4 separate regions of the Homo sapiens genome follow, and all the other regions are linked to region 1. Evidence: chromatin contacts called from ENCODE Hi-C or POLR2A ChIA-PET data. All regions are on one chromosome and are shown on one strand. The core of a region is the stretch at or near the end of the contact, and the rest is flanking DNA. Distances in the headings are between cores, read along the strand shown.

Region 1 (7,078 bases), core at 1,376-3,875:
TCCTGACTACACCAGCTGATGCTTGGTGATGGTCTACAGTTTGCCAGACCCTTCATCACCACTCCTGACTACACCAGCTGATGCTTGGTGATGGTCTACAGTTTGCCAGACCCTTCATCACCACTCCTGACTACACCAGCTGATCCTTGGTAATGATCTACAGTTTGCCAGATCCTTCATCACCACTCCTGACTACACCAGCTGATGCTTGGTGATGGTCTACAGTTTGCCAGACCCTTCATCACCACTCCTGACTACACCAGCTGATCCTTGGTGATGATCTACAGTTTGCCAGATCCTTCATCACCACTCCTGACTACACCAGCTGATGCTTGATGATGGTCTACAGTTTGCCAGACCCTTCATCACCACTCCTGACTACACCAGCTGATCCTTGGTGATGATCTACAGTTTGCCAGATCCTTCATCACCACTCCTGACTACACCAGCTGATCTTTGGTGATGGTCTACAGTTTGCCAGACCCTTCATCACCACTCCTGACTACACCAGCTGATCCTTGGTGATGGTCTACAGTTTGCCAGATCCTTCATCAACACCCTTGACTACACCAGCTGATGCTTGGTGATGGTCTACGTTTTGCCAGACACACTGCTGAGTGCCCCCACCTGAATGATTTTTCTTAATCTCCTAAATCACTCATATCCCTAAACCTTATGTTTTTCTTCTGTAAAATGGGAGCAAAAGATCTTAATTTCACTGTGGACATAAATGAAATGGACGGATAAACACAAAAGGCTTTGCAAAGACTAATGCCATCCAAATGGCAGTTACTGCCATGTATAATTTAAAAGAGAGCAAGACAATGGGGAGTGTTAGCTCACGCCTATAATCCCAGCACTTTGGGAGACTGAGGCGGGTGGATCACTTGAGGTCAGGAGTTCCAGACCAGCCTGGCCAACATGGAGAAACCCCACCTCTACTAAAAATACAAAAATTAGCCAGGCATGGTGGTGCACACCTGTAGTCCCAGCTACTTAGGAGGCTGAGGCAACAGAATTGCTTGAACCTGGGAGGCAGAGGTTGCAGTGAGCCGAGATAACACCACTGCACTCCAGTCTGGATGACAAAGCAAGACTCCGTCTTAAAAAAAAAAAAAAAAAGAATGAACAAGTCCAATCAGCCAGGAGTTGCAGAGTACCTACTCTATCATAGAGGGATCCCCATCCTCGTTTTGCAGGGTGCCAGGAGTTGGGGATACAAGAATAGATGCAAAATAAACACAAAGGAGCACACAGCTGAGGGGGCTGACAGAGACTTAGGGAAGTACAGTAGCTTGCTCATAATTCCACAGCCGATCAGTAAGAATCAAGATCCGAGCCCTTGTCTGTCTCAACCCAGGGCCAGAGCTCAAGCTCCTGAGCCTCCAGGCTTGGGTCAGCACAGAGCGTGTGCATGGCAGCTGCTTAATAATTGGGTTTACTACATTCCAGATTGACATGTACAGTGCTGAGCTGGAATCGACTTTACAACCCTAATTACGGTGTGCCTGGTTGTGTATTCAGCATTTATTTAAATAGTATTTTTTTTCTTAAATGTTGATTTCTGAAAGAGGCCTTCCCCAGCTCTCTCTATTTCTCTCCCTTAGCTGCCTTGGCTTTTCTTTTATAATGAGAATCACACCCTGTAATTCTATGTTTATATTTACAGGATTCTATGTCCAATGACACTGAGTGCAAGAAGGGTAGAGACCCAGCATCTTTTACTCACCTCTTTAAACTCTGGCTTATATATATAGCCTGGTGCTTGACAAGTATTCATGATAGGGGTTAAGCTGAGTATACTGTTGAATAAAACCACAATAATTATTGGTCGCAATTCTCTTGAATGTCTTCTCCAGAGCACTAAGTAGTGTAACTTATCAAGTTTCCTTTCTTGCATTGGCTGTTAGGAAGCTCAAAGCCATATCTGCAAACCCTTCATAGCAAGTCTGTAAATCAACAAGAGCATTTATTTTTGATCCTGTTCTCATTTGATGTTCCAAATTTTGTTCTTCAATCTTCTTTTGTTACATGTTATTTCATGCTCTCATAATCTATTGTATATGTCCTTGTAAGACACTTTAAACAACATCCTTGCTTGAATTAAATAAATTGCATAGCCTGTCGAATTTCTGGCCTGCAAAGAAAAAGAATGCCCTTTCCAACATCATGGTATGTCTCCAGAGCAATAAACCACCCTCAGGTTACCTGATTTCTGGTGTCCAAACCCCTTTGGGAATAAGGTTTACATGACTAGGGGTAGTTGAGTGGATGAGAAGCTATTTCCTTCCAATTAGGTGGTTAGGTGGTGGTGGAGGTGGTGTTCTGAAGTCAGCAGACAGAACTACAAAATCTCACAGAACGTGTTTTCCCTGCTCTGACCATGACCTACGGTTACTGGGGAAGGAAACTGCTTCCCCAGGTCAACCCGGCAGCCTCAGTAGGTGAGGGGCACTGGGTAGAATACTTGGGGTGCCAGGGAGGCATTAATGCGAGAGGAGTCAGGTGCTCAGTTTTTATTGGAGTTGGGAGGGCAGCCCCACATCAGGAAGAGAACCTGTTTCTGCAGGATGGTCCGGGGAGAAGGGAGGACTCCACCCAGGCTTGTGTTTGCCCTGCTCTGTGTATTCAGCCAGCAGGCTCTGCACAAGGAAGCAAAGTGCAGGGAGCCAGGCTCCACCGACAGCCAGGCACTGGGCAGCACGCACTGGAGACCCAGGACCCTGTGCAGGAGCAGCTCCGGGTGACACGAGGGGACTGAAGATACTCCCACAGGGGCTCAGCAGGTAACTGCTTTCAGATCCTTTAGGCATGGCTGGAGGGTTTGCTGTTTGTGGTAGACGGTGTCATATAGAGGCCAGGGGTCAGACAGGGTCAAGTTTGATCCCAGCTCTGCCTTCTGTTCACTGTGTGGCCTTGGATATGTGTAAGCCTCAGTTCCACTATCTGTGAAATGGACCCAAAGATAGCACTCATCTCAAAGTTTTTAGTTTTACAAGGAGCAAATGACAATGTGGTCAGTGTTAGGCGCATAGCCACATAAATAACTCCTATTTGGTGGAACTATTGAGGGTCATTTCAAGCACAGGACATGGGGAGAAGTCACTGGATGGAGGGATAGGCTGTGTGATTTGGGGATCCGTCAGGGCAAGAATGCCCCATAGCCGAGTGGAATCTGAGCCTTCACCTCAGGCATTGCCTAAAGAAGTGGGAGGACAAGAAAAAGGACTTGTGGAGTGCCTTTTGTGAATCTTATTTAACGCTCAAGACCACCCTATGAGGCAGCTGCTGATTCAAATCCTGGCTTCAGGACCCCTGCTGTTTACATCTCCCTCTGAACCAGTTTCCTGCCTGGAAGAGTCATTGCGATTAGAATGCGGGTGCGCTGCAGCCACACCGCCAGATGCCAGCCCCAGCTCCACCCTGGGCTGGCTGGGTGCCCTGGAGCAGGTTCCCTCAGCCCTCTGGGCCTCAGTTTCCTCATCTGTAAAGTGAACCTAATAACAGTACTGAGATCAAAGGGCTGAGAGGACTCTACTGCCCGTAAATACCTGTGCACTTAGTAACTCTTAGCTGTGGTTCTTGTTTTCGCTGTTACCATCGTCTCCATTTTACAACTAGGAACATGAAGCTGGGTGAAGAGGGAGCTGCATCTGGTTCCAGGTCTCATGGAAAGGATGCTGTGGAACTGGAGTCCAGTCGGGCCTGGGATGAGGGTGCAGCCAGTGAGACTCTCACCTTGGGCACGAAATGTAAGGGATGCCAAAAAACTCAGTCATGGAGATAAACGGTATGTTAACACAACATTTTTAAAAGTCAGAATTAATGGCAAGACACCCGTGATGAACAAACTATGAACATGTTACAGAAAGATAAGATCAGGAACAGCGGTAATTTTGATTTTCACAAATTTCATGTTAAAATACTATTCATCTCCATGGCTGAGCTTTTTGGTGTCCCTTACATTGTTCCCCCGGAGTCCAGGGCCTGATCCGCCTCAGCCTCCTGGGGATCCTGAGCTGATCACAGCAGCTTCAGGCCCTGGGTGTATATACTCAGGGTATGTAGAGGGTGCTTCCTCCTAAATAAAGACAACAGACGGGGCGGGGCATGCTAAAGTAGTTTCTCATTTAAGTGAGGGTGGGGGAACAAACCAATGTCCCAAATCACAGAAGATTCTTTTTTTCCAAAGAGTTCTGGAACCCAGAAGGGTTTTGTTTTTAGGAAAAAGGCATGAGCTTTGGGAAAAGCAATGGGCCCGTTAAAGCCCATGGATTCTGCCTGCTTTACCATGACAAGAGATGTGGAGGGAGAGGAATTGAAAAAGGCTTTGGGTTGGGGGCGGGGGTACCTTTGCACCTTGCAGGCTCATCTGTCCTGCTGGAGTATTAGATGTGACTTGATTGTCTCTGTGTCTGCAGCTTCTCTTCAAGCCAAGTGCCCTGCCCTGAAGCAGTTCAGGATTTGAGTGCCTGAGTCACGTGGACCCAGGTTCAAACCCCAGGTGTGCCTCCCCGTAGCTTTCTGACTGCTACTCTTGGGCAAGTAGGACTAGTAAGGTGCCTACCCTCATGGAGGTGACGTTCGTGAGATGAGGGGATGGCATTGCTCAGCCTTGGTTTCTTTATCTGTGCAATCAGGGAATAATGGGACTCTGCAAGGGAAAAGGAGACAATGTGTGTGAAGTGCCTGGCACCAGGGTCAGGGCAAGGGTGAAGCCAGTGAGCACCTGGGGGATAAAATGCAGGGAGGCGCTCACTCTCTGCTGCCGATTCTGCACCAGAGATGGTTGCCTTCCTATATTTTGTGTCCTGCTATGCTCACCCTGGTGCTGCCTGGCACATAGTAAGCCTCCAATTAAAATTACCTGCGATTATCATGCACTTAACAATGTTTGGTGCAATAATAAGACTATGAGAGCGAGCTCTAAGATTTTTAGGATTACCATCCGTTTGTGCAAACATAATTAAGTACTCCGAAAGCAAAACATCAATCACCAAGCAGCCCTAAAACATCCAAGGTGATTTTGATCAAGGCACCCCTGCCCCTGGACCCACAAAGTCCCATACCAGGAATCAGGGCTTGGGCAGTTCAGTGAGGACTGGATTTCAGTTCCCTGTGTCCCCTTGTACAGGAGGCAACCTGTAGCACTGTACCTGGCACTCCTGATAATAGCTGCCGTGTTCCTAGCACTGTGCGGGCACACACATGGAGCTGCAGGACTGTGGGGCAGGCAAAGCGGGGTTGTTCTTTCCTCCTGCAAGGTCTTTACTGATGTTGGGGGCAGAGGGCTGGTTCTGCTGGGTGTGCCAGCCTGGCCATGTTGGCGTCACCCTCAGCTGAGCAGTGAGGAGGGCCCCTGGGTTACCTACATTCCATTGCATTGATCGAAGGTGTTGCTTGTTTACTTGGTGACTAATTCTGTCACCATTCCACCCTTCAAAACCACCCCCCCTCCCATTCAACAGTCGTCTAGCTGCCTGCTGGTGATGAAGTTTCAGAAGTGCTTTCTCCAGGCCAGCTTGCATGGGGTTTGGCGTTTGGCCTGTTTCCAGGAGGAGGGCCTATTATTAATCTGTAACTACAAGGAGGCGACATGGACCATCAATCACTGTGTAAAAGAGGAGGGATTTGAGGGCAGCTTCCAGGAGGCCAATTCACTCATGGATCAGAACACAGAACTAACTCAATTATAACAATAATAAGATAAATGAATAATATTAGCAATAACTAACGTTTACTCACCTGAGTACTGCCAAGCCCTGGCGCTAAATCCTTACAGTGATTATCAGTGACCCTTCAATTGTTCAATCCTCACTTTATTTGATTTATTTATTTACTTATTGAGAGAGTTTCATTCTGTCGCTCAGGCTGGAGTGCAGCGGTGTGATCTCGGCTCACTGCAACCTCCGCTTCCTGGGTTCAAGCGATTCTCCTGCCTCAGCCTCCCAAGTAGCTGGGATTACAGGCATTGTGCCTCCACATCTGGCTAATTTTTGTATTTTTAGTAGAGACAGGGTTGCGCCATGTTGGCCAGGATGGTCTCAAACACCTGACCTCAAGTGATCCACCCACCTCAGCCTCCCAAACTGCTGGGATTACAGGCATGAGCCACAGCGCCCGGCCTAATCCTCACTTTAGATTGTACCATATATATTCCTTGCCTAGTTATAATTTTCTCATTGCAAGAATGAATATGCAGGAAATATTTTCTATTCCATGTTCTATTATATTACATATAAATATTTCATAAAACTATAACATCACTTATACAGCAGAAGAGACAGTAGAAAGTATGAAAATAGAAAAGTTAAAAGTCTAAACTCTGGACTTGAGTTTGCGAGGGTTAAGTCCTCATTCTCCCACTTACTAGAAGATGATCTGTATTAGTCAGCTTGGGCTGTGGTAACCAAAACACCACAGACTAGGTGGCTTAAACAACAGTCATTTTTGTTTTCTCATAGTTCTGGAGGCTGGAAGTCCAAGATCAAGGTTCTGGCCGATGCATTTCTGGTGAGACCACTCTTTCTGGCTAGCCAACAGCTGCCTTCTTGCTGTGTCCTCACACGGTTGAGAGAGAGACAGAGAGAGCTCTTTGGTGTCTCTTTTTATAATGACACTAATTCTATCAGATCAAGGTCCACCCTTCTGATTTCATTTAGCCTTGATTCCTTAGAGGCCACATTTCCAAATGCAGTCATATTGCACGTTAGGGCTTCAACACGAATCCAACACGAATTTTGGAAGGACACATTTCAATCCATAGCATGATCTTAAGTGAGGAGTTTAAGTTCCCTGGGCTCAGGTTCTGCATCTGTAAAATGGGGACAATAAAAATACCTGCCTCGGCCGGGCCCGGTGGCTCACGCCTGTAATCCCAGCACTTTGGGAGGCCAAGGCGGGCGGATCACGAGGTCAGGAGATCGAGACCATCCTGGCTAACACGGGGAAACCCCGTCTCTACCAAAAATACAAAAAATTAGCCGGGCGTGGTGGCAGGCGCCTGTAGTCCCAGCTACTCGGGAGACTGAGGCAGGAGAATGGTGTGAACCCGGGAGACGGAGCTTGCAGTGAGCCG
Region 2 (7,078 bases), core at 2,040-4,539, 410 kb after region 1:
GGGAGGCTGAGACAGGAGAATCACTTGAACCTGGGAGCAGGAGGTTGCAGTGAGCCAAGATCATGCCACTGCACTCCGCCTGGGCAACAGAGCAAGACTCTGTCTCAAAAACAAAACAAAACAAAACAAAAGATATATTGATAATACTGTTTGGGGCACTGGAGAGGCATCAACTATTATATACATGATGTACTCTCTGGATGCCTAAGTCCTCACTCACAGCCAAGGCAACTGGAGAATTGTAGCAACCACACAACTGAGGTTTCTGGATTGGCAAATCACTTAAGATTGTCTCTTTTTTGAGATAGAATCTCGATCCGTCACCCAGGCTGGAGTGCGGTGGCACGATCTTGGCTCACGGCAACTTCTGCCTCCTGGGTTCAAGCGATTCTCCTGCCTCAGCCTCCCGAGTAGCAGGGATTACAGGCGCACACCACCATGCCCAGATAATTTTTTGTATTTTTAGTAGAGACAGGGTTTCACTATGATGGCCAAGCTGGTTTTAAACTCCTGACCTCAAGTGATCCACCCACCTGAGCCTCCCAAAGTGCTGGGATTACAGGCCTGAGCCACCTCACCCGGCCTCAAGATTGTCTTTTACTTGAATTATTTGGATGACTGTTCTTAATTTACCCCTTCATCATGCCCGGAAATGGGAAAGAGGAAATGTGTAGATTGCTTCAAATAACTTCTGAGCTATTGCTATGTCTCAGGCATTGTTCTAAATGTTTACCACAAAATCCTGCCCTGATGGAGCAGACATTTTAGGCTGAAGAGACAGGTACTGGCTGGGTGCAGTGGCTCACACCTGTAAGTCCAGTACTTTGGGAGGCCAAGGTGGGAGGATTGCTTAAACCCAGGAGTTCGAGGCCAGCTTGGGCAACACAGTGAAACCACTGTCTCTACAAAAAATTAAAAAAAAAAAAAATTTTAAAAAAAGAGACAGATAAGAAAAACACATATTGAGTGAGATAATAAGTGCTGTCTAGAGGCATCCATATATTCCATCTATGATGTTTTACAGATGTTATTTACCTGGTGACTGCCAAATACTCCCAATATAATCTTAATTATCTTTTTTTAATAGCACAAGGAGCTGGGTGCGGTGGCTCATGCCTGTAATCCCAGCACATTGGGAGGCTGAGGCGGGAGGATCACCTGAGATCGGGAGTTCGAGACCAGCCTGACCAACATGGAGAAAAACCCTGTCTCTACTAAAAATACAAAATTAGCTGGGCACAGTGGTGCGTGCCTGTAATCCCAGCTACTCGGGAGGCTGAGGCAGGAGAATTGCTTGAACCCAGGAGGTGGAGGTTGCGGTGAGCAGAGATCGTGCCATTGCACTCCAGCCTGGGCAACAAGAGCGAAACTCCATCCCAAAAAAAAAAAAAAAAGAAAAAGAAAAGAAAAAAAAGAAATAGCACAGGGAATACTGACCACATTTCTGCCTTTGTTCAGTTCAGATTGACAAATATTTGTTGAGCTCCGACAAGCAGGGAGAGGGACAAGGTGAACCAGCCCTTTCCTGCCCCTAAAGAGCAGCATAGCCACCAAGTAAACACATCATTTCAATATACTGTGGTAGCCCCTGGATAGAGGGAACTAAAAGTTGCTACAAAAACATGAATGCTATCTAGAAACTCCTGCATTTTCTCTTGAAGCATGTGAAGGAGTTCATCTGAAAAAGATGCCAAAAAGCCAAGAATCCAGCATCTACATCATCTTAGGAGGGAGCAGGGATAGGTAGGGAGGAGCCACCAGCTCTCGGATATTCCCAGATGCTAAAAGGTAAAGTGAATTCTTCTATAAGGATGTGTCTATCTAGCTGAGTCTGCAAAGCCTCCCCACAGTAAATCTGAAGTTGAGAATGCCAAAGTATTTGCTTTCATCTAACTCTTTGACAGACAAATAGAATACAAAAATAAAAACATCTCTCTTCTACCCTCATTGTAATCTTTTTCCTCTTTTCAAAATCTTTTAAACAAAATGCCTCTTTACTGTGAAATCTGTTCTATTGATTTGTTTTCATAAAAGATCTCTCTCCTAAAGAAAGGAAAAGCCATCTTTGATCTGACTTGACAAAAAGATCTAATCAAACAATAAAATCTATGAAGGAAAAAAAAGAAAAAGAAGCAAGCTTCTTTGAGCCACATCAAATATATGAAAGAGAAAATACTTCATTTAAATGCTAAAAACTAACACAAAACAGCTTGAAATGTAATAACCTCTCCTGAATAAGTGAAACCACATGTTGATCTGACATGAGTTTCTAAGACACAATTAAAGGTCACTTCGTGTACAAACATCTCATTCGGAAGTGAGAAGCTTGAATTGCTGTCAGTATTTTTGGCCACCACGGGGCAGGTGCTCCCACCTGGCACAAACCATATAGACGCCCCCAGAGGGAATGAAGGTGATACTCCACATACTGGAAGCTTCAAATCTAGCCGCGCCAGGAAATGTTCAGCCCTGGATTTCAGCTGTTTCTCCCTTGATGTCCTAACAGAGAGGACTAACTAAATGTGAGAATCCTTGTTGTTTTAGGAAGCCCATGGAAGTGGCTTTACTTAAAAAACTAAAGGCTTCCTTTCTGCTCTGTCTGTCTTTATGACCCACCAGGGTCCTAGGAGAGAAGACATTAGGGTGTTGCAGCCACAGAGTCACATTTGGAAACGTCTTCCAGCAGCTGGGATGTTTCAATTCAAGACTCTTTAAGGGAACACAGGGTATTTGGAAAGTGACTTTAAAATGCCCTGGCCTCCAGGCCTATCTCCTCTTACCAAATCCCTTTAAGAAAGGATGTGCTGGGGAAAGACTTCAAAGTGTTTCAAAAGGGAAATCACATCTTGAAAGCTTTTCTCAGAATGAGAAAGAAACACATTATTTGATTTGAAAGAGAAGTAAATCTTAAGCAGCAATGAAGGAGGATCAAAGAATAGGTTCATGTGAACTTAAGAAGTGATCCTTTCCAGCGGAACGTGACTTTACTCTTTCCGATGCCCTCAACGCATTTTGGGGATTGTAAGTTTACTCGAGAATCAAAATAAAGAGGCGAGCCAGCGTTCCAGAAAATCACGTGGTCTCCCCCGCCCCCCAATCTATTTTACAGCCCTCTCCAGCTTCGAACTCGCGCCAGGCTGTGCGCACCGACTTTGCGCTGGCGGCGTGGACGCTGCGGCCACTCGCGGGCGGCGTGGACGCTGCGGCCACTCGCGCGGCTGTTGTTGTTGCTGCTGCGTGGAGGCACGCCGCTCCTTGCACACGCGGGGCAATTCTCCGGTTGGGGAAGGAGGAAAATGGCTGAGAAAAGGACCTAAGAAAGCCTTCAGGGTGGGCCCCCATTTCTTCCTGCCCCGCCCACACCCTGCCACACTCTCCCGCCGTCCCCTCCCCACCCCCCCTTGTTCTTTGGACCTGACCGATGAAAAATTCAACTAATACCTAAATAGATTCTTCTTGCAAAAAAGTAAAATCTCAAAGCAAAACAAAACAAAACAAAAATTTGTTAGGGGAGAAATCATCTGTGAGGTGCCCTTTCCATTCTAGCTCCCTCTCCCCTCTCCGTTTCCCTAAATGTTATTCTCTATCGATAGACATAGAGATGTGGATATTACCTGTAGATAGATATTTTAAAATTGTATTTATTTCTTAAAGACACTTCCATAATCTAATATACAAAGGAATTCATAAACTTAAGAGCGGAAGTTGTCACATAAATAAAAAACAACCAATACTTTTTGATCAGTAAAATCACTGATTCGGCTGGGCGCGGTGGCTCACGCCTGTAATCCCAGCACTTTGGGAGGCCAAGGCGGGCCGATTATGAGGTCAGGAGATGGAGACCATCCTGGCTAACAGGGTGAAACAAACCCCGTCTAAACTAAAAATACAAAAAATTAGCCGGGCGGGGCGCCTGTAGTCCCAGCTACTCGGCAAGCTGAGGCAGGAGAATGGCGTGAACCCGGGAGGCGGAGCTTGCAGTGAGCCGAGATTGCGCCACTGTACCCCAGTCTGGGCGACGGGGTCTCCGTCTCAAAAAAAAAAAAAAAAATCACTCATTCTTTGTAAAGTCCAATAAAATTAAGTTTAAGTCCATTGGTAAGAATGAGTAAGAAAAACAAGAGGGAATGTACTTATAAACAACATCAAGAATAAAAGTAGATACATAATTACACATACGGGGCCGGGCAAGGTGGCTCACACCTGTCATCTCAGGACCTTGGGAGGCCGAAGTGGGCGGATCACTTGAGGTTAGGAGTTCCAGAACAGCCTAGCCAACATGGCGAAACCCCATCTCTATTAAAAATACAAAAATTAGCCGGGCGTGGTGGCACATGCCTGTAATTTTACACCGAGCTACTCAGGAGGCTGAGGCATGGGAATCCCTTGAGCGTTGCAGTGAGTCGAGATCACACCACTGCACTCCAGTCTGGGCGACAGAGCAAGACTCTGTCTGAAATAATAATAATAATAGTAATTACACATACAGAGCAACCTTTTGAAATTTTAAGTGACTGTTTTCTACAGCTGTGTACTGTTTGGCTTGAAAACCTAGCTTTGTCTAAGGAAAAAAACCGAATTACCAAAATCAACCCAATCCAGGTGCTGTATTTACACCTGAAAGTATTGCTTTTCTTTACCTGCTTGCTTGATGTAATATATATTAAATAGCCACTGTGGAAAATCACGGGAAATTTTAATATTTTCCTCAGAAGCTTGTTAGTTAATCCAACTCTAACCCGGAGAAAGTTGCTGCATTAACAGTTTCTCAACAGACAAAAAATGGCCACGAAAACAATGGCTAGTCTTTATTTGGGGCTTACTCTACACCAAACATACACATTAGCATATTTGGCCTCCGTAATGCCGCTTAAGGTTTGATACCATTGCTATACCCATTTTACAGATGGCAAAACTGAAGTGTGAAGAGGTACCCAAGATCACACAGCTTTGAGGGGCAGAATGGGGATCCCAATGGAGAAAAGCTGTGACTGTTTAAAGTGTCATTCAAAGACTACATTACATCATAGGAGAATCCAGCTATAACTTCCCTTATCACATTTTAACTGGGAACCGCATAATTGTGCCATGAATAGTGCACCTATCTTACATAGATGGTCTTTAGCAAGAGCGTGAATTTAAAGTAGGAAAAACATTAAATGCCCTCAAGAAAGATGACTAAAAGATTTGAAGAAACTGAGGGAGTGTCAGCTAGGGTAAGGTTTACTTAATTGGAGATTTAGGGGATAAGTATAAAAAGAAAGTGTTAGCCTATACCTGGCACCCCAGAAACATCGATGTAGTTTAGCTATCCAGATCATTATATTAGTGTCAGGATTAATCTATTTCTCCCTACTTTTAATTTTTTTAAATTTCTTTTCTTCTTTCTTCCTTCTCCTTCCCCCTTCTTTCTTCCCATATCAAAAGGACTAAATGTTAATCCACTCAAAAGACCTGATTGGCTATAAATACCATATTTGCATTCCAAAAGAAAAGAATTATTGTGCCACAGCTATTGAGGGTAGGTAATGAGGATCTCAGTCCTCCTAAGCTCCTCTCCTCCTCACCTCTCTGCCCCCTCCCATCTCAAGCAGCTGTTTGCTCTCCCTTTCCCCTGCCTCCCCCATCATCCAGAGGAAGCACATGTGGAAGAAATTCATGGAGTCCTGAGCTCAAAGTCATTGAGGTCTATTTCAGTGAATATTATAGAATATAACACGAATATTACAGATTGTTAAGTCTCCAATTGTTCTACGTGGTTGCAGACCCCTCCTGGCTGGAATCCAGGTTCCACTTTTTTTTGTATATGGACATTCCTATTTGTTCATGGAGAAAGTTTTAAAATACTCTAGTAACCTAAAACAGAAAATACACTTTGAGAAAATTACTGTAGGTTTAATTTATACAGGACTTGAATTACACTTCTTCTTTTTTTGTTTTGTTTTGTTTTGCTTTTTGCTTTGCTTTGATTTTTTTTTTTTTTTTTTTTTTGTGGTTTGGTCCTAAAGATTCTACATATGTGTATTATCTGATTCAGATCCCACTGCCATTAGCTGCAGGGAAACTCCATTCTTTGAATGGCAGCTTATTGCTTTCTGTTGAAGGGCATGTCTGTCCCTTTCAAAGTAATATGAAAAACACAAGCCATTTTTGCTTTCTTGAAAGCACAATTCCAGTGGCTTTTTAAATAACTAAACTTCGCTTTGGGCAGAAGCAAAAAATAATAATAATAATAGCCTGCATTTATTCCATAAGATCTCTAGAACTTTAGAGCGGACAATTTATAACAACTTGGTTACATTTTTTGTTTTGTTTTGTTGTTTTAGGTAAAGTTGGTGCTTTCAACTACTTCAGAAATCCTTCTATTGGTAGTGTGATGTTTCCATATGACCTTTCCAAATCTTTTATAATGATGTGAGCTTTGTTGTATATGTGAAATCAATCAAGAAGCAGGAATATGTTAGTGTATTGCCTGTATTTTATAGTTTTTCTTTCTCAGGCACGTTATTTTTAGAGGACACAGATTAAGCAATTTGTTTCTGAATTAAAGTATTGCTCAATCTGTTTGCTTTCTTAAGAATTGCCTTAAACCACTAAACTATGTATGTGTGGGATTCTGGTTTTGAGCAAGTCAGTAATGAACTTTTAAAGTTCAGTCTACCAAGATGAGTCAATGTGATTGATTTATTAATTAGCAAAAGCCATCCTCTGAAATTACCTTGCATTAATCACAATTCATGCAAAATATATCCAATGAGTCTTAAGATGTGGGTTTGACAAACTATCCTTTCTTCAGAGACTATAGTCAATTTTAATAACCTTTGCTGGATAAATCATTAATGTTCAGCCTGAAATGATGAGTGGCTGAGGAAATTCCAAAAAGTACAGCAGGCCTATTCCTCCAGCAAAGCTGAAAACTATGTAAAATGGAGACAAGACGGCTGGGTAAAGCAGGAAACAAGATTCTGACAATTCTGGATAGTCTAGTATTTGCTGCCACTTGCACTAAAGGAATTGACTCTAATTGGATTCTTCTGAGTCGAGGGCTGATAAAAATACACAGAAGCAAACGTGTGGG
Region 3 (7,078 bases), core at 1,630-4,129, 360 kb after region 1:
ATGAGAAAACTGAAGCTGAATCAAGGGCTAGAGAATAACAGAGGGGGGCCATTTTAGGTAAGGGAAACAGGGAAGCCCTCTTGGAAAAGGGTGGGTTGGGGTTTTCTGGATTTTTCTTTTCTTTTTTTTTTTGGAGACAGGATTTCATTCTGTCACCCAGGCTGGATTATAGTGGCATAATCATAGCTCACTGCAGCCTCGACCTCCTGAGCTCAAGCAATCCTCCTCTCACCTCAGTCCTCCCGAGTAGCTGGGACTATATGCATGCATCACCATGCCCGGCTCATTTTATGTATTTTATTTATTTTTGTTTTTTTGAGAAGAAGTCGCACTCTGTCATACAGGCTGGAGTGCAGTGGCACAATCTCGGCTCACTGCAGCCTCCACCTCCAGGGTTCGAGCAATTCTCCTGCCTCAGCCTGCTGAGTATCTGAGATTACAGGCGCATGCCACCACACCTGGCTAATTTTTGTATTTTTAGTAGAGATGGGGTTTCACCATGTTGGCCAGGCTGATCTCGAACTCCTGACCTTGGGTGATCCACCCACCTCGGCCTCCCAAAGTGCTGGGATTACAGGCGTGAGCCACCGTGCCTGGCCTGGCTAATTTTTTATTTTTTGTAGAAACAGGGTCTCGCTATGTTGGTCAGGTTGGTCTCGAACTCCTGGACTCAAGGAATCCTAAGGAGGGAGATTGGAGGCTGTTCTGGAACACATACCATCAATGTCTTAGGTAAGAATGGAGTCCAAGGCCGGGTGCAGTGGCTCGCGCCTGTAATCCCAGCACTTTGGGAGGCCGAGGCAGGCGGATCACAAGGTCAGGAGATCGAGACCATCCTGGCTAACACGGTGAAACCCCATCTCTGCTAAAAATATAAAAAGTTAGCCGGGCGTGGTGGCAGGCGCCTGTAGTCCCAGCTACTCAGGAGATTGAGGCAGGAGAATGGCATGAACCCGGGAGGCAGAGGTTGCAGTGAGCCGAGATCACGCCACTGCACTCCAGCCTGGGCGACAGGGCGAGACTCCATCTCAAAAAAAAAAAAAGAATGGAGTCCAAGACTGTCAAACACACTTTTGAAAAAGGAGGTGGCTCAAACAGATATTGGTACACCAGGACTCACCACAGCATTATTCACAATAGTGAAAATGTGGAAATAACTCAAATGTACATCATCAGATGAACAGATTAACACAATGTAATATATACATGCAATGGAATATTATTCCACCTTAAAAAATAGAATTCTGGGCTGGGTGTGGTGGCACGCCTATAATCCCATCACTTTGGGAGGCCAAGAAGGATCACTCGCGCTCAGGAGTTCAAGACCAGCCTGGGCAACACAGGGAGATCCCCTTCTACAAAAATAATAGGAAATATTAGCCAGATGTAGCAGTGTGCATCTGTGGTCCCAGCTACTTGGGAGGCTGAGGTGGGAGGATTGCCTGAGCCCTGAGCTCGGGAGGTCGAGGCTGCAGTGATCTGTGATTGTGTCACTGCACTCCAGCCTGGGCAACAGAGTGAGAGCCGGTCTCAAAAAAAAAAAAAAAAAGGGGAATACTGATATATGCCTCAACATGGATGAATTTTGAGGACATTATGCTAAGTGCATGAGGCGAGACACAAAAGGACAAATATGAATATTGTATGGTTCCACTTATATGAGATACCTAGAATAGTGAAATGTATAGAGACGGAAAGTAGAGTGGAGGTTGCCAGGAGGTGGGAAAGGGGCGGATGGGAGTTAGTGTGTTTTTTTTGTTTTGTTTTGTTTTTCTTGAGACAGAGTCTTGCTCTGTCAGCCAGGCTGGAGTGCAGTGGCGCGATCTCAGCTCACTGCAACCTCCGCCTACTGGGTCCAAGCAATTCTCCTGCCTCAGCCTCCCAAGTAGCTGGGACTATAGGTGCACGCCACCACGCCTGGCTAATTTGTGTATTTTTTGTAGAGACGGGGTTTCACCACATTGGCCAGGCTGGTCTCAAACTCCTGACCTTGTGATCCATCCACCTCGGCCTCCCAAAGTGCTGGGATTACAGGCCTGAGCCACCATGCCTGGCCGGGGAGTTAGTGTTTAACAGGGATGGCATTTCAGTTTGGAATAATGAAAAAGTTCTGGAGATGGATGGTGGTGGTGGGTGCACAATGAGGTGAATGTACTTACTGTCACTGAACCATGCCTTGAAAAATGGTTACAATGAGGCCATGCATGGTAGCTCATGCCTGTAATCCCAACATTTTGGGAGGCTGAGGTGGGAGGATTGCTTGAGCCCAGGAGTTTGAGAGATCAGCCTGAGCAACATAGCAAGACCCCATCTCTACAAAAAAAAAAAAAAAATAGAAAAATTAGCTGGGCATGGTGGTACATGCCTGTAGTGCCAGCTACTCTGGAGGCTAGGATGGGAGGATGGCTTGAGCCTGGGGAGGTCAAAGCTGCAGTGAGCTGTCACTATGCCACTGCACTTTAGCCTGGGCAACAAAGTGAAACCCTGTTAAAAAAAAGAAAGAAAAGAAGACAGGGGAGGGGAGGGGAGGGGAGGGGAGGGGAGGATGGTCAGACTGGTAGATTTTTGTCTCGTATATTTTACCACAATTTTTAAAAACACACTTAACTGAAAAAAAAGAGGTAGTTGGTGGAGGGAGGAAGGCAGGGACAGGAACTACATTTGTTGAGTGAAAATGACCCTGGACCAGTCAGCCTGTTAAGCCTTCCATGCGTATTATCTCATTTAATCTTTACAACGTCTTTAGGCTTTAGATGTGAGCCTAGTTTACAGCTGAGCAAACCAATGCTCACAGCGATTCAGTGCCACAACAAAGCTGTGATTCCGTTCCACATTCCTCTCTCTGCCCACACTATTAACCTGCTGCCTTTAACCCACACATCACCCCCTTGTCATTTGCTTGAGCCATCTGCAAAAACCACTCTCTCCCATGCTACTTTCAACAGAGTTGGCTGCCACGGTAGAGACCTTAAAAGGGGCTGAATTGCATAGGATGAATTCATAAAAAATATGAGCTCATTTGAATCTTGAAATCTCAATGGTATCATTTTCATTTTGAAAATAAGTCATGTCACTTGTTCCACACACAAATTCAGGTACTTTTCTGGACACTGGAGAGTGTTAAAGAGATAAAGAAGCCAGCTACTTGATGAAGAGCCTGATCTAATAGGATAATCAGATAAAGAAATCAAAAGCACCAACTCTGTGTCACAAGCATTTGCTCAGGATGCAGAGGAAGCTCAGAGGATCCCAGAGAAGGGGTTTGCAGTTACTCCTAAGAAACCAGAACGCTCTTCCTCCCTAGAAAATGTTAGTCACCCTAGAACTTAAACTGAGTTAAGCAGAACTCTAACTTGCAGTTTCTGACACACTTTCACTTCCCCACCCACCTTCCTTCCCACTGGTCAGTTTCCTGGGAAACATTCGCATTTGGAGAACAAAAATACCAATAACATGTCATTAGAATGTCATCAACATGACAAGAACATTTTGTTAAAATAATTACAAGTCCTAAAGTACATGTGACAATTATTTTTAAATAAAATTCCTTTCACAGCAGGGAGTCACTAATGAGATGCTTTGTGTGTGTATATGTGTGTGTATGTGTGCAGGTGTGTATTGTGTGCCTGTGTATATGTGTATGTAAATGTGTGAATGCATGTGTACGTGTATGTGCATGTGTGTGTTTGAGCCTGTGTGCATGTGTATGTGTGCGCTTGTATATATGTGTGTGCTTGTGTGTATGTGTTTGTGTGTGTGTGTGCTTGTATATATGTGTGTGCTTGTGTTTGTGTGTGTATGTGTGCGCATGTGTGTGTGAGCTTGTGTGTGTGCGTACACATGTATTTAATACAAAAAAGCATTTGATTTCTCAGGATGTTTATGCCCTGGGTCAGAACAGTGATTGAGGTTTAATATTAACTTTGGCACAATTTAGGTAAATTCTGTTACTTGGAAAGAATTAGCAAGGCCTCTGGGGTTTTGTGATGGAGACAAGATATCATGGTTGTAACAAAACCTCATTTTTGTTAACTTTGTCCAAGAAAGAATAGGATGCTGCTGTTTCAAGAGATTTCGGTTCTGGGTCTCAAGTCAAAGGAAGGTTTGAGAATGTGGTGCATCAGAACTCTTTGTACTGGCTCTGGAAAGCTGATTTTGCACATGTCTTTTCAACTCTATCCTCACAGACTGCAGTCTAAAATTAGACATGGTGGGAATATTTACACCGTGGAAACTGACAAACACAACCAAGACTCCTCTGCCTCCACCCACTAGAACCAGTTAACCAGAGTGCCACTGGTCTAGGAGTTATAAACAGTTACTTTATACAGTTGTTCATGGGTATACAGCTTACCCATGAGATCCTGAAATAGACTGTTTCTGCTCATGTGAACTGCACCTCTGTGGTTAGAAAGGATGTTACTGTAATTTATGATACAAGATGGAGCCCTTTTCTCTTGTTTAAAAATGCACTGAAAGGATGTTGCAGGCCCCAAATGTGGGTTATCATAGCTTGCTTAGAAAGGGGAATTTGTAAAAGGGGCAATCTCTAGTTCTGGCAAGAAACTCTATCTGGGCTCCCACTAAGGGATTAAGTATCACGCAAGTACATTCTTGCAGCAGACCGATTCAGCTGGGAGGAAAGTCTCGCCACAACCGAGGGGTTTAGAGGAAAATAACAAATTGCTTCTCAGAACTGGTAGAGAGGATCTTTCAATTCAAGAACATACAGACAGCAAAATGCACAGAATGTAGAGACAGGGTGGGTTTTTTATTTTTATTTTTCAGGGAATTGTGCTCACCACATGTTCTGGTTCCATGGACAGAGAACACATTTTATCCCATCTGTAAGTAGAATATTTAAGATTCCTGAAATATTTTGAGTTTCCAAAAGAATTTTATCCTCAATTGATGATGCCTTGGTGCCTGAGTTACAATCTTAGAAAAGTCATACATGTGGTGAAATCAAATGTTGCATATAGTTAAGAACTTACCTGCTTGTAAGGTGAAGTCGCATGAGGAAAATTGACTTACTCATTGTGACCAAGAATTTGAAAATTCAAGCAAACACAGCCTTGAGGAAAGAGATGTATGAATGCAGCTTGCCTAATATTGGTCTAGCCTACAATTATGTGCAGTTATTCATGTGTATCCTTGGACATTACAATAAAAATACACCCAGAAAAGGAACTTATTTTGGCTTCAGTGTCAAGCATGATTTAAAAATACGAAAGTTTGGCCAGGCATGGTGGCTCACGCTTATAATCCAAGCACTTTGGGAGGCCAAGGTGGGTGGATCACTTGAGGTCAGGAGTTCAAGACCAGCCTGGCCAACATGGTGAAACCCTGTCTCTACTAAAAATACAAAAATTAGCTGGGTGTGGTGGCGGGCGCCTGTAATCCCAGCTACTCGGGTGGCTGAGGCAGGAGAATCGCTTGAACCCAGAAGGAGGAGGTTGCAGTGAGCTGGGATCATGACACTACACTCCAACCTGGGCAACAGAGCGAGACTTTGTCTCAAAATAATAATAAGAAGAAAATCAAAGGCCGGGCGCAGTGGCTCACGCCTGTAATTCCAGCACTTTGGGAGGCCGAGGCGGGTGAATCACCTGTGGTCGGGAGTTCGAGACCAGCCTGACCAACATGGAGAAACCCTGTCTCTACTAAAAATACAAAAAATTAGCCAAGTATGGTGGCGCATGCCTGTAATCCCAGTTACTCCGGAGGCTGAGGCAGGAGAAATGCTTGAACCTGGGAGGCGGAGGTTGCGGTGAGCTGAGATTGCACCACTGCACACCAGCCTGGGCAACAAGAGTGAAACTCCGTCTCAAAAATAAATAAATTAATTAAATAAAATAAAAATACAAAAAGTTATAGAGAAATTTTATTTTATCAGGACTTCTAAAGGGAAGACTTGCCTTCAAAGAAAACTCCAAACTATATTTTCCTAAGTCTCTCTCTCTGAATATTAACTAGCAGAATTACAGATGGAAGGCTTGGTAGGAGAGGGGAAAAATATAATTGGTGCACATATCTATTCTAAGCCAGAATGTGAGGTTTGTTATGGTTTCTTTTTATTTGCTTCCTTCTTCTCCTTTTTGGAATTCTGGCAGTGCCTCAAAAAGTTAAGCATAGCATTATCATATGATCCAACAATCCCACTCCTAGGTAAAAAAAAAAAAAAAAATTGAAAACAGGAAAGCAAACAGATATTTGTGCAGCCATGTTCATAGCAACACTACACGCAATACCTAAAATATGGAAGCAACCCAAATTCCATCAAGGGATGAACGGATAAACAAGATGTTGTACGTCCATGCAGTGGAATAGTATCCAGTTTTTGTTTTGTTTTTGTTTTTGTTTGACACGGAGTCTCGCTCTGTTGCCAGGCTGGAGTACAGCAGGGCAATCTCGGCTCACTGCATCCTCCGACTCCCTGGTTCAAGCCATTCTCCTGCCTCAGCCTCCCGAGTAGCTGGGATTACAGGCACACGCCACCACGCCCGGCTGATTTTTGTATTTTTAGTAGAGACGGGGTTTCACCATGTTGGCCAGGATGGTCTCCGTCTCCTGACCTCGTGATCTGTCCTCCTCGGCCTCCCAAAGTGCTGGGATTACAGGCATGAGCCACCGCGCCTGGCCATATCCAGTTTTTAAAAGAAATGAACAGGCCAGGCGGGGTGGCTCACACCTGTAATCCCAGCACTTTGGGAGGCAGAGGCAGGCGGATCACAAGCTCAGGAGATCGAGACCATCCTGGCCAACACGGTGAAACCCTGTCTCTACTAAAAATACAAAAATTAGCCGGGTGCGGTGGCGGGCGCCTGTAGTCCCAGCTACTCCAGAGGCTGAGGCAGGAGAATGGCGTGAACCCGGGAGGCGGAGCTTGCAGTGAGCCAAGATTGGGCCACTGCACTCCAGCCTGGGCGACAGAGCGAGACTCCGTCTCAAAAAAAAATAATAATAAAATAAAATAAGAAAGAAAAGAAATGAACAGGCTGGATGCAGGGGCTTATGCCTGTAATCCCAGCACTTTGGGAGGCTGAGGCAGGAGGATCACATGAGACCAGAAGTTTAA
Region 4 (7,078 bases), core at 1,261-3,760, 320 kb after region 1:
TCTTCACCCCTCTATGCCTCAGTTTTCCCAACTATAAGGTGAGGATAATAACAGCATCTACCTCATAGGGCTGATGTGAGCACTAAATGAATTAATACTTGTAAAGCAATGTAAAGCACCTAAAATAGTGCCTGACATATATGTGAGCTGTGATTATTATTATTGTTGTTATTTTTACATCACTTTTGCACATGCTAGAAACCCATTATTTGCTACACACAGACACACACACACACACACACACACACACACACAGAGAGAGAGAGAGAGAGAGAGAGAGAGAGAGACAGAATTCCTAATTTGCATGTTTTGCATTTGGCCCAGGTTACTTTTATTTGTTTTCCCTTAAGCAAAGACCAACAGATCATCAAAAGGCATATCTAGATTCTGCCTTTTGAATTACTGTTGTAATGAAAAGGGACTCAACATTTAGATCAAAGTCTACATTTAAGACAACGTAGTCTAAAAGTTAAGCAGGGTGGGGCGGGGGTGGGGGGAATAAGAACCAATCCCGTTCTTTTGTTTCCTGCTGTGCTGTGTCATAGTTGTTTTCCATTCTCTGATTCAGGCTTCTTTCTGTAAATGAAGGGCACATCCCTGGAATAAACGGAGCCTACGATTGTCTAGAATTATTATCTGTGTCTGCAGAATCACATTGCCACCCACTCGCAGGGATCTAGTACGGTTCTCTAAGACCAACAGCTGCACAACCAGCTCAGGTAATAAACAAAGCAAAAATAGTCAAGTTCCTGGCAAGACTTACAAATGCTTCTGGCACGTACCTGATGACAAAGGCAAAATGAATCCCTTCCCAAAAGTCTTAAGTAAGGATTTGGGGTGCATTGTGCTTAAGTAAGCCTCCTCTCTGGATATTTTATTGAGCTTATCGAGATTTTTTCCATAACTTTTAGTACAAGATGAATCCTGGAGGAGATGCTTGAATACAACCTGCTAGGAACTATACTCGCCCTCACTGAAAGGTTGAGTAAAACAGACTAGGAATCCTAAACTCTCTGACCAATTGTTTACATGCATGAGTTAGCCTTTTATGCATTTTCTCCCGCATCTATAACACGAAGATTGTTTACTCTGACAACCTCCCGGGTTGCTAAGAGAATCGAATAAGAAATAATATGATAATAGTGCTTTGAAAAGGACAGTAACAAAACCTAACGTTTCGATCAAGCTTTCAAAGGACCTTTTCTTTATTTTATTTGATATATAGAAACAAAATGTTTTTTGTTTGAGCCTCATTTAATATGGACATATTCTAAAAGGTGATGGCACACAGACTGTTTCTAACACAATCCTGTAGCCTGAAAGCCCCAGAGACACTGACGAATTTTGCCAACAAGAAGACTATCTTATAAAGTTAAAAATCCCAAACTTAAGAAAATCATTTCCCCCTTGACAAGTCTTAATCAAAATCTGCCCATGCTGGTCATTTATTCTTTCAGCGCATGTGATTGAGATTCCAGTAATTAAGTATGCTCTTCTCCTAAGAAAAGCCTGTTTCAGGTTCATAACCAGGAAAGCTTCTCAACCGGAGGTGTTGCCGGCAGCCACCATTTGTTGAATTACTGGTGTCCCTGCAAGTGGAGATGAGGCAGAAGGGGGGTGCCTGTTCCCAGCTTTACCTACCATCACCACCTTCCTTGGGCTCCTCTTTCTCTTCCTATTTTCTACTTAACCCAATTTATAAGGAATAAGTTAAACAAAAGTAACAAGCAAGTAGTGAAACTTCACTTAAAACAATCTAAAAGCCAGAATGCAACCTGATTGTTTTACAATAGAGTAACCAAAGACCCCAATTTTTTTGCGCACAGTCTCAAGCATCCTCAAGGGCCTAGTGTATCTCTCTTAGGCTCTGGAAGAGGCTGGTTTTTAAACAGGATTGTTTTTCTTTAATATTTAAAGATATTGTTTTATGCTTTCATCTAGTATGATGTGTATTTTAAAGAATAGAATGTAAACAACATTAGTCATTTGGATGTTTCCTATGCTTTAAATACACATACACACATACACACACACACACACACACACACCACCACAGCAGTAAGCTGAAAGAAGAGTTAATAACTTTAATAAAAGTTAAATAAAAGAAGAGTTAATAACTTTAAACAGAGGTCGAGAGAAAGCATCAAACATTTATTTTTTGTTCAACAGGGAAATTTCAATACTGCTTTATGGAGTCTACCTCGTTCCGGGCGGGGTAGAATTCCAGATTGGCTTCCAAACATGATTTCACGAGGAATGCCTCGAACCAGGAAGTTCTTTCATGTTCTGAAGCCTCCTGATTCTTAGAAATTAAAGGGCTTTCTGTTTATTATGTAGTTGTTTGCTTGGGTGTTTGCTTTTGCCAGTTGACTTTATTTATTTTTATTTTAGATTACAGAAGTAAAGGAAAAACACTGTAGTATATATGACTGAAAATAGAAACTCACCCTTCTCTCCCTCTGACATGGCTTTCCCCACCCCCACCCCATTTTTTATTTACTTCCTGTGTTAATGGTAAGAGAGTATTCTTCTCGTCCTTTTTTAAATATTTTTACACATCTAAACACACACACACACGTGCAGATACATGTCCTTTTTTTAAACGTAGAGGAAATCATACAGTATTCACCTTTCTACAACTGTGTTTCAATCAACAATATTGCTTGATGGTCTGTCCTTGGCCAAACCTATAGCCTATCTTATTCCTGAGGCTTTTTTGAAGACTTTTGCTCACTTAAAACCACGTTGATTTTCCACTGCCTTCTAGAGGCAACCTCACCTCCTCTCAAGGAAGCTTTCAAGCACGCAAAGCAGGCTCACTTCCTCTCTTGGCTGGAGGAAATTAGGCCTTCACACTTTCAGAAATAGCATCACTGTACCCCATTGCCTTATTCTGGTCTAAGTATCCAACAGACAAATTATCCTTTTCCTGTTAGCTGTGACTTTGAGTTTTCAGGACCGGAGCAGTTCCTAAAGTCAGAGAGAGAGAACGGTAATCATTTTTTACAGGGAGTGTGTCTTGATGGAGACAGAGGTTTAACCAGTGACAAACTGCTCAGCACAGCCCTGCCTGGCTGGAAAAGCATCTGTTTTCACTCCCTCGCCTGGTTACTAGTGGGTTCTGTCGCCTCATTCATAAAGATGAGATCGCTGAAACAACAGGCAGCCACAAAGCTCCAGGAAATATAACAGCATGCAGCTCCTCTCCAAGGTGTGAGTCTGTGTGTGTGTGGTGTGTGTCCATGCATGTTTCGCACGCACACTTACAGCTGCAGCACGGGGCTTAGAAAGATGTTCTGCCAGAGAAAGATAGGAATCTCCCTAGCAGCAGGCAAAACAGCCCAGGAATTGGAACAAGGCCCAGTCAGCCTCCTTTACTCCTTCGTTCATGCAGTTAATAAGCATCAGTCTACCTCTCTTAAGAGAGCCTAGTGGTTAGAGACTCAACTCAGAACTCCGATCCCTGGATTCCAGTCCAGGCACTGTCACTCACCGGCGCTGGTATTTAGTGTCTCTATTCCTCAGCTTTAAAATGACGTAAAATATACATCCAAATTTATTATCCAAACCCTTATAGCCCAATACACTTTGGAATTCTACACTTTTTATATTTTAGAAATGTAATGCGGTGCCTATATCTGATATTACATTGCACCTCCAGCGGGGTCGGGGCAGCACTCCCTGTACCATCTGATACATCAATATATCCACAAAGAAACATACAAAGATCTGGCCAGGCGCACTGGCTCACGCCTGTAATCCCAGCACTTTGGGAGGCCAAGGCGGGCAGATCACAAGATCAGGAGTTCGAGACCAGCCTGGCCAACATGGTGAAGCCCCATCTCTATTAAAAATACAAAAATTAGCTGGGCGTGGTGGTGGGCGCCTATAATCCCAGCTACTTGGGAGGCTGAGGCAGGAGAATCGCTTGAATCAGGGAGGCAGAGGTTGCAGTGAGCTGAGATCGTGCCATTGCACTCGAGCCTGGGTGACAAGAGCAAGACTCCATCTCAAAGGAAAAAAAAAAGGAAAGAAACATACAAAGGTCGCATTAAATGTGAGAAATATAGGCCGTGCTGGGATTACAGGCATGAAATATTTCTCACATTAAACATGGCGAAACCCTGTCTCTACTAAAAATATAAAAATTAGCCAGGTGTGGTGACGGCTGCCTATAATCCCAGCTACTCGAGAGGCTGAGGCAGGAGAATTGTTTGAAACCGGGAGGTGGAGGCTATAGTGAGCTGAGATCGCACTACTGTACTCCAGCCTGGGTGACAGCGCAAGACTCTATCTCAAAAAAATAAAAATAAATAAAGATTATTAGTAGGCGTAGAGAGCCGAATAGAGTCTCCCTGCTACTCCCAAAATTCATGTCTGCCCAGAACCTCAGAATGGTACCTTCTTGGACATAGGATTTTTGCAGATGTAATTGAGTAAGATGATATCATACAGGATTTGGGTGACCCTAAATCCCTCAGGAGGACTGGAAATCAATTTTTGACATTTTCAGTTTCTGTGGTGAAAAACCAATACTGCTTCCTACCAAGAATAACAGGGGAGAAACTCCCCAAGTTTAACAAGCAGGTTCAGATGGGAGACCAAGGATAAGTGCCCCCTACAGTTGATAAAGACCCCTAATCTCAGAACTTTCTGGACACAGAAAAGCAAGAACTTGGATAACTGTTTTTTTTTTTAAATCTAATGCAGCCTACACTGGCCAAAGACCCTGTTTAAATACTTTTTCAACGTTGTCATTTAAATGTAAGACTCAAATCACTGATAGGTGTCCTTAATTTCTAGAAAAGCCTTAGGTAAAAGATTCACCATACCCCTGGAATATATTATTTTGGTGTGGGTGGCACTGTTGTGTAGCTGTTATTTTCCCAGGCTCTGCCTCTGTCTTTGAGAGCATCACTTAAGCTCTGTAAGCCTTGATCTGCGAAATCGGGATGAGGATAATGGCAGACAACATTTACCAAGAGCTTGCTGTGTGCAGGCAGTAGACTCTGTCTCACACGCCTTCTTACTTAATCATCACCATCATTATCCCCATGTTGCATATGAGGCCCCTTCTTGACAACTGCAGAGGGGAAAACCAACAGCACTATTTTCTACTTTGAGCTGTGCTACACCACTGCTTGTAAAGTTTTAACAACTTACCTAGCAACTGACAAACTTACACAGCTAGTGAGCAACAAACTAGATTTGAACCCAGCTCTTATCCAATCAGTGCCTCCTTTTTCTTGTCTGTACCTCTACCTTGTAAAATCAGAAAAGCACAGAAAGCACAGGAAGCCATATGGCTGAGAGCACACACACACACACACACACACACTCACACACACAGATGCGCACACACACAGACACACATGCACACACACACGCACACACACACGCAGACTGGTATTACTTTACTTCTGACAAGTTCTCTGAACAGCAGTCATAGCACTCTTTATTCCTCTCTTTTTTTTTAAATAAGTGCCCACTGTCTGCCAGGATTTTAACCACATCATCCCTATCCTTGCCACAAGCCCTGTAGTAGACATAGTTGGTTACCAGATCTGTACTTTACTTGAACATACTTCAGTGTAATTAATCAGCGAGCTAAACTATCCATACAGTGAGTCTAAGCTTGGCTGTATAATAAGAGGGGTCAGCTAATCAGCAATGAAGAATATGTTGTTCAGGATGGTTCGCAAGCACAATGTTAGAAAGGTCCACACTCCGGCCACAGGTATTGCGAGTGCTTCCTGCAGTTCAGGAATAGGGTTTCTATTGGTGAAACTAGTGACTAGTTAATTTGCATGACGATATTACAAATGGATTTTCATTGGTGGAATTAAGGTACTCAGGACAAGTAGATTGACTAGAATGTGATACAGGATGCAACCCTTTACCCTTCACCTATACCCTTCCCTGCCTCATTCACTAACTGATTCTGTTCCAGTCACTGGTTTAAGAGAATTTCTGATTGCCTCATACAGGCCAGAGAGCACAGGGCCCAGCTTTTGGAATGTTGTTATGCCTGCTTTGAATACACCCTTCCTGCAGGGTGTGACCAGAGCACCTATAAGAACGGAGTGCTAGGCTGTATAGGGTACATAGGATGACTATCATTAACAACAATTTATTTTATATTTTCAAATAGCTACAAGAGTGGATTCTGAATGTTCACAACACGAGGAAATTATGAATGTTAGAGGTGATGGCTATGCTGATTATCCCGATTTGATTATTACACATTGTATACATGTAGTGAAATGTCACGCTGTACCCCATGAATATGTATCACTATTATGTGTCAATTGAAAATAATAATATACCAGTCATTTGATTCCAGCCAAAAACTAAATTAAATTTAATAATAAAGATAATAATAAAGGAAAAAAAGAACAAAATGCTGGGACTTTGTCAACAACCTTTCAGAACAGGTTGTATGAACTGTTTTGTGCCTGCTTTGCTAATAAATATTTGGCTATAAGAGTAGTAGAATTTGGGCCGGGCGCAGTGGCTCACTCCTGTAATCCCAGCACTTTGGGAGGCCGAGGTAGGTGTATCATCTGAGGTCTGGAGTTCGAGACCAGCCTGGCCAATATGGTGAAACCCCATCTCTACTAAAAGTACAAAAATTAGCCAGGCGTGGTGGTGGGTGCCTGTAATCCCAGCTACTTGGGAGGCTGAGGCAGGAGAATCTCTTGAACCTGGTAGGGGGAGATTGCAGTGAGCCAAGATCACTCCATTGCACTCCAGCCTGGGTAACAAGAGCGAAACTCTTGTTTCAAAAAAAAAAAAAGAAAAAAACAAAAAGAGTAGCAGAATTTGGACTGACATTTGATTGAATGATTGATTGAGTTTTTGAGACGGAATCTTACTCTGTCACCCAGGCTGGAGTGCAATGGTGTGGTCTCGGCTCACTGCAACCTCCGCCTCCTGGGTTCAAGCCATTCTCCTGTCTCAGCCTCCCAAGTAGCTGGGATTACAGGTGCCCGCCACCAAGCCTGGCTAATTTTTGTAATTTTAGTGGAGAAGAGGTTTCACTATGTTGGCCAGGCTGGTCTCGAAATGCTGACCTCGT

The links. Hi-C counts contacts between places; a loop is a spot of excess contacts on that map. ChIA-PET counts read pairs that join two places held with the same protein, here RNA polymerase II (POLR2A). Pooled maps may share reads with other maps.
Region 2: a loop to region 1 is called in a map of GM12878, with 3 times the contacts of the local background. The contact joins the enhancer-like site here to the promoter of BCAS1 in region 1. A Hi-C loop is called at or near these places in 2 of 168 maps with a recorded cell type or tissue (GM12878 and astrocyte of the cerebellum), 11 of 37 single-sample maps with no recorded cell type and 7 of 50 pooled maps. POLR2A ChIA-PET finds 5 or more read pairs at or near these places in 2 of 52 experiments (activated CD8-positive, alpha-beta memory T cell and activated naive CD8-positive, alpha-beta T cell).
Region 3: a loop to region 1 is called in a map with no recorded cell type, with 3 times the contacts of the local background. The contact joins the enhancer-like site here to the promoter of BCAS1 in region 1. A Hi-C loop is called at or near these places in 1 of 37 single-sample maps with no recorded cell type and 10 of 50 pooled maps.
Region 4: a map of PC-9 shows a loop between it and region 1 (3-fold over the local background). The contact joins the enhancer-like site here to the promoter of BCAS1 in region 1. A Hi-C loop is called at or near these places in 2 of 168 maps with a recorded cell type or tissue (Calu3 and PC-9), 7 of 37 single-sample maps with no recorded cell type and 11 of 50 pooled maps. POLR2A ChIA-PET finds 5 or more read pairs at or near these places in 3 of 52 experiments (MCF 10A, activated naive CD4-positive, alpha-beta T cell and endothelial cell of umbilical vein).

What each region holds. Positions count from the first base shown.
Region 1 is chr20:54,066,141-54,073,218 of GRCh38, reverse strand. BCAS1 (brain enriched myelin associated protein 1) reads left to right here and starts at 2,625. Exons shown (of 13, transcript NM_001366298.2): 1 at 2,625-2,786. It overlaps MIR4756 (microRNA 4756), which reads left to right and starts at 4,734; the gene lies at 4,734-4,811. RefSeq lists an enhancer at 3,032-3,906.
Region 2 is chr20:53,656,407-53,663,484 of GRCh38, reverse strand. No RefSeq gene overlaps it. Among named protein-coding and RNA genes, the nearest start is that of ZNF217, 66 kb to the right of the region's middle. RefSeq lists enhancers at 2,164-2,223, 3,144-3,203, 3,214-3,273. Within about 2 kb of position 3,289, at least 19 of the 41 ENCODE cell types and tissues checked have a DNase peak (open chromatin) inside an H3K27ac peak, as active enhancers do; they include GM12878, where a contact is called at or near this core.
Region 3 is chr20:53,704,177-53,711,254 of GRCh38, reverse strand. No RefSeq gene overlaps it. Among named protein-coding and RNA genes, the nearest start is that of ZNF217, 110 kb to the right of the region's middle. RefSeq lists an enhancer at 3,203-3,252. Within about 2 kb of position 2,879, at least 10 of the 41 ENCODE cell types and tissues checked have a DNase peak (open chromatin) inside an H3K27ac peak, as active enhancers do.
Region 4 is chr20:53,747,268-53,754,345 of GRCh38, reverse strand. No RefSeq gene overlaps it. Among named protein-coding and RNA genes, the nearest start is that of ZNF217, 160 kb to the right of the region's middle. RefSeq lists enhancers at 3,057-3,558, 5,502-6,095. Within about 2 kb of position 2,510, at least 20 of the 41 ENCODE cell types and tissues checked have a DNase peak (open chromatin) inside an H3K27ac peak, as active enhancers do.